Linked DNA regions of Homo sapiens: region 1 is linked to region 2. A link is an interaction called in ENCODE POLR2A ChIA-PET data of the cell type or tissue named here. Cell type or tissue: endothelial cell of umbilical vein. All regions are shown on one strand. Each heading gives the region's core, and the rest is flanking DNA. Links, peaks and the distances in the headings are about the cores only. Region 1 overlaps LOC105371901 (a long non-coding RNA gene). Region 2 has its middle 85 kb from the start of SNHG20.

Region 1 (2,811 bases), core at 200-2,699, 130 kb before region 2:
GGTGCCCTTGGGACCGAAGCACAGGATTCCCAAGAGTCCATAGCAAGACACTGTGAGTTGCTCAGACAAGCCCCCATTAGGAGCCTGAGTCTGAAGCTGCCGTTCCACTTGGCCGCCTCGAGCTGACCTCAGGACGCAGTGTCAGCAGCCTGGTCACACCTGCATAGGCACCGACAGGTGGGCAGAAGCATCGTGGCAGGACACATTCCCGCCCCCGGCAGGATTAACCTGAGGTAGGGGGGCCGTTGCTGGGTCCTCAGGCCATATCTTCTCCATTGCTCTTAGCAAAATATCAGGAGTCACTGAAATTTCGGCCTCCAGAGCTCAACCTCTTCTCTACCATAACAAAAGCAGCATGGGAACCTGTGGCATAAGAGGACCGCAGCCAGGTGCAGTGGCTCATGCCTGTAATCTCAACACTTTGGGAGGGTGAGGCAGGAGGATCACTTGAGCCCAGGAGTTCCAGAACAGCCTGGAGAACATAGTGAGACCTTGTCTCTACAAAAAGTAAAAATAAAAATTAGCTGGGGGTAGTGGCACTCACCTGTGGTCCCAGCTACTCGGGAGGCTGATCCTCAAGTGGGAGAATCACTTGGGCTCAGGAGTTTGAGGCTGCAGTGAGTCATGATTGCACCACTGCACTCCAGCCTGGGCGAGAGAGTGAGACTCTGTCTCAAAAAAAAAGAAAAAAGAAAAAAAAAAAAGGAGGATTGGGGTATAGTTTAGGGGAGTGTCACTCCAAGAAAGACAGTGGAAGGCAAGTGACAATCTTAAACTAAAATTTCAGCCTCCAGAGCCCAACCCCTTCACTACCATAGCAAAAGAAACAAGAGATAATGCTCAATAATGCCTTTAAACAATGCTGAGAGTCAGGGCCAGCTAATTATCTAGGCTGTGCCAAGAGACCCAGGGGCACTTACTTCGTATTTTCTGGTGGCCTTATACGCCCTGGCATTTGTGCTTCACTTCAGTCAGTTACAGAGACATGTCAGAGCCCATGCTGGGGGGTTGTGTTTAATGCACGCAGACTTGCCCAGGCGCAGTGGCTCACGCCTGTCATCCCAGCACTTTGGGAGGCAGAGGCGGGTGGATCACCTGAGGTCAGGAGTTTGAGACCAGCCTGGCCAAAACATGGTGAAACCCCGTCTCCACTAAAAATGTAAAAATTAGCTGGGTGTGGTGGTGCATGCCTGTAATCGCAGCTACTTGGGAGGCTGAGGCAGGACAATCGCTTGAACCCAGGAGTTGGAGGGTGCAGTGAGATCGTGCCACTGCACTCTAGCCTGGGTGACAGAGCCAGACTCCGGCTCAAAAAAAAAAAAAAAAAAATTCCATGCAGAATAAAGGCCTAATAAAGGAAGAGACCACTTTGGCATTTGGTGGTAAAAGAGTTAAAGACAGCCTTGCAAGGCATGACTGATACTCCTGACATGGGCCATCTGGCAAAGTTTCCAGCCTGGAAAAGTACAGAAAATGTAGGTTACCCTACAGGCACGATTTCCTAATTGAGCCCTGGCAATAATCCAGTGGCCTTGAGCTAACACAGTGCATCATTCCCGACCTGGGAAAACTTCGGGCCAAGAAGCTGGATCTGCAAAAGTTATCATCCAACCTTCAATATTTCCAAAATATTTCATTTCAATCTGGAGAGGCAAACTCCCTATGACTAGTTGGTTTATCTACCTAAGAGTCTTCCTTCCTTCAGGACACCCTTCCTACTACTAGCAGAATTCTCTCCCAAAAATACAGACTCACTCCCTTGTGCAAAAAGTACATTGACTACAGAATTAAATTTAAACTTCAAAGCCTACCATTCAAGATCATCTGTAAATCTCGTCCCCAACTTCATTTGTCCAGAATGATTTTATATTCATCTCCACTCTATTCATTTATTTACTCATTCCTTTGTGGATTCAACAAACATTTATTGAGCACCTTAATTTACTCTGAACACAGTGAGCACTGGGGTATAGAAAGACCCACTACAGCTGGGTGTGGTGGCTCACGCCTGTAATCCCAGCACTTTGGGAGGTCGAGGCGGGTGGATCATCTGAGATCAGGAGTTTGAGACCAGCCTGGCCAACATGGTAAAACTGCATCTCTACTAAAAATACAAAAATTAGTTGGGCATGGTGGTGGGTGCCTGTCATCCCAGCTACTTGGGAGGCTGAGGCTGGGGAATCGCTTGAACCTGGGAGGCAGAGGTTGCAGTGAGCCAAGACCGCGCCATTGCACTCCAGCCTGGGCAACAAAAGCGAAACTCCATCTCAAAAAAAGAGAGATCCACTACAAAAAAGCAGATTTTCCTACAAGGTGCCAGCCTGCTCTATAGGACAGACACCTAGCAGTTGAAACACAGCCTATTCGGTTCCACAACGGCCCAATGTAGCTCCTCCCTGAAGGCTTTTCTGATGCCTCTTTCCATTGGCCCATGCACTTCACAATTCCATCATAAGGCATGTTGGCTAAAACTAGACTGTCCGTAGAAGAATGGGATCTGTGTCTTCTGTTGAACTGTAAGTTGCTTGGGTACCATCGTCACTAATTTTCTCCTATTTTAATAGCACCTGGCATTTTCTAGAACCCTATTAAATATCTGTTGGGTTGAACTAAATGAACTTTTGATGAGGCCTTTATTCTGAGTGCATTTCACACATCTCAGGCTAGGCAGTCTGTAAACCCAGCACTTTGGGAAGTCGAGGCGGGCGGATCCCTTGAGCCCAGGAATTCAAGACCAGCTTGGACAACATGGCAAGACCCTGTCTTTACAAAAATACAAAAATTAGCTGGGCATGATGGCATGTGCCTGCA
Region 2 (2,811 bases), core at 177-2,676:
GCTGCAGTGAGCTGTGATTGTGCCACTGCACTCCAGCCTGGGCAACAGAGCAAGACTCTGTCTCAAAAAAAAAAAAAAAAGTTAAAGTCTTGCTTGTATAGTCAGAAAACAAAGAAATTTAGTAGGAATATAGCACTTTGTATAGTCTAGTTTATGAGTTACGATTTATTTTTATTTTATTTATTTATTTATTTATTTATTTATTTTTGAGATGGAGTTTCGCTCTTGTTGCCCAAGCTGGAGTGCAATGGTACGATCTCAACTCACTGCAACCTCCACCTCCTGGGTTCAAGTAATTCTCCTGCCTCAGCCTCCTGAGTAGCTGGGACTACAGGCGCCCACCACCACACCCGGCTAATTCTTTGTATTTTTAGTAGAGACGGGGTTTCACCATGTTAGCCAGGACGGTCTTGAACTCCTGACCTCGTGATCCGCCCACCTCGGCCTCCCAAAGTGCTGGGATTACAGGTGTGAGCCACCGCACCTGGCTTAGTTACAACAATTTAATCAGTCACAATGTATTTTCTGTACAACTTGTTTTTATTTCCTTTCCAATTTAAGAGTCTATTTAATGTTCTTAGACAATGTGATAGTCATGAAGTCTTTGCATAAGAAAGGAAAGGGGGAAGTTAATCTATGATGAAGACCAACAGTGAAGAGGGAAGGGGTCTTCCCTGCCACACTTTAGTCACAACATTTTCAAAACAATGTAGGTGAGGAAAAATGCTCATCTATAATCAGAGAAACAAAGGTTATAGCTGCCTGTTTATGTGACTCATGTCCTATAATCACAATCCCTTAGGGCTCAAAATATTTTAAAATTTCAACAGCTTAGATTTTTTTTTTCCTCGCTCTGTCACCCAGGCTGGAGTACAGTGGTGCAATCTCAACTCACTGCAGCCTCTGTCTCCTGGGTTCAAGCAATTCTTCTGCCTCAGCCTCCCTAGTAGCTGGGATTACAGGTGCCCGCCACCACACCCAGCTAATTTTTGCATTTTTAATAGAGACAGGGTTTCACCTCTTACTTGTTGACTCCATACGTGGGTGGCAAGAGAGAGTGAGCTGGTGCCATATGTTGCTATTGCAATTTCAGTGAAAATGTATTACTATTGGCTGGGCTCAGTGGCTCACACCAGTAACCTCAGCACTTCGGGAGGCTGAGGCAGGCGGATCACTTGAGGCCAGGAGTTTGAGACCAGCTTGGCCAACATGGCGAAACCCTGTCTCTACTAAAAATATAAAAATCAGCTGGGCGTGTTGGCGGGCGCCTGTAAGCCCAGCTACTAGGGAGGCTGAGGCGGGAGAATTGCTTGAACCTGGGAGACAGAGGCTGCGGTGAGTTGAGATTGTACCACTGTACTCCAGCCTAGGCAACAAAGAGCAAAACTCCATCTCAAAAACAAAAAATTAGCTGGGCGTGGTGGCACGCACCTGTAGTCCCAGCTACTTGGGAGGTTGAGGCATGGGAATTGCTTGAACCGAGGAAGCAGAGGTTGCAGTGAGCCGAGATTGCACCTCTGCACTCCGGCCTGGGTGTCAGAGTGAGACCCGGTCTCAAAAAAGAAAGAAAGAGGAGCGGGGAGGGGAGAGAGGGGAGGGTTAAAATTAAGTAAAACTAAAAATTCAGTTGCTTAGTTGCACTAGCCACATTTTAAGTGCTCGGCGGTCACGTGCAGCTAGTGGCTACATATTAGACACACACACACACACACACACACACAAAGAGAGAGACAGCCAAGTGAAAGGCCTTTCATAAAGTAGACTCGAAGTCACACAGCATCATTTCAACCTCATTCGGTTCGTCAGACAGTCACCAGCCCAACCAGGTTGAAGGGGAGGGGAAATAGACACCAGCTCCTGAAGGAAAAGCATGCAGACATGGAAATATTGCTGGGGCCATTTTTGGAAACCAGCCACCCCTCCTCTGTGCATCTCCCGACCCTACACCCCACTCTCTTGCACCCATATTCCTGGCCTGGGATGAATCCTCAGCTGAACACGTTACAGGGGCCAGCACTTGGCAGCTTGCCTGGAAAGGGCCTGCCGTCAGTGGGGTGCTGGGCACCAGGGCTGAGGACCGTTGTATTGTATGATTCACTCACTAGGTTTACTGTCTATTTTCTCCCACTAGGATGTCGGCTTCTCAAAAGAGATTATTAATCTCTTTGGTCACTGCTCTGTCTCCAGGGCCTCGAATAGGGCGAGATACATCGTAAGCATTTGATAAATATTTGCCGAATGAATGAATGAACCCAAGTCAGGCGTCCCCCACCTGGGAGGTCTCCGGGAGAGTGATGGCATGGTGACTCATTACGTTCCCGTCTTTGTTCTTCCGCAGCCAACCAGGCCAGGGCACAGTTTGGGATAGGATAAAGCCTAAGCTCCTTGTGTAACTGAACTATGGACCCTGGGGGTGGCGAGAATGCTGCTGCGGGTGGAGGGTCAGCCTGGGTGCAATTCTGGAAGCAAAGGACATACAGTGTGGGTGGTCTCCTTAGTAATGGGATCTGCTCCCCAGGAAGCACCGAGGCCAGGGCTGCCCCAGGGTTCTGTGCCAGCCTCAGGGAACAGCCTGAGGCCAAACCCAGTGTGCCGATGAGGGTGGGGGGCACTGCTCCTTCTAATAATGTCAGGCAGGGATCCATCTGAGCAATACTTCACACCCCTTCTGCCATCACTGATCTAGCCCATCTCTGATAACTGATACTGGGTTTTGGAGGGGGTGGGGTGTGGACGGCGGTCACCCCCAAAAGACCTATAAAGATCCTCATCACTGCATCGTAAGGGAGGCAATATGGAGGAAACCCCGCC

Evidence for each region. Peaks named below come from ENCODE experiments on the same cell type or tissue, not always from the same donor. Only the 100,000 strongest peaks of a DNase experiment are listed, where the experiment ranks them.
Region 1: POLR2A ChIA-PET joins it to region 2 with 6 read pairs; 3 of 35 experiments call an interaction of 5 or more read pairs at or near these places.

What each region holds. Positions count from the first base shown.
Region 1 is chr17:77,130,745-77,133,555 of GRCh38, reverse strand. The region is part of intron 2 of LOC105371901 (a long non-coding RNA gene); the gene reads left to right. It also overlaps a transcript of SEC14L1 not described here. Among named protein-coding and RNA genes, the nearest start is that of SEC14L1, 8.8 kb to the left of the region's middle. RefSeq lists an enhancer at 124-625. In endothelial cell of umbilical vein, for the core only: no CTCF peak of the experiment used is centred there; a DNase peak (open chromatin) is centred at 1,495.
Region 2 is chr17:77,001,879-77,004,689 of GRCh38, reverse strand. No RefSeq gene overlaps it. Among named protein-coding and RNA genes, the nearest start is that of SNHG20, 85 kb to the left of the region's middle. In endothelial cell of umbilical vein, for the core only: no CTCF peak of the experiment used is centred there; no DNase peak of the experiment used is centred there.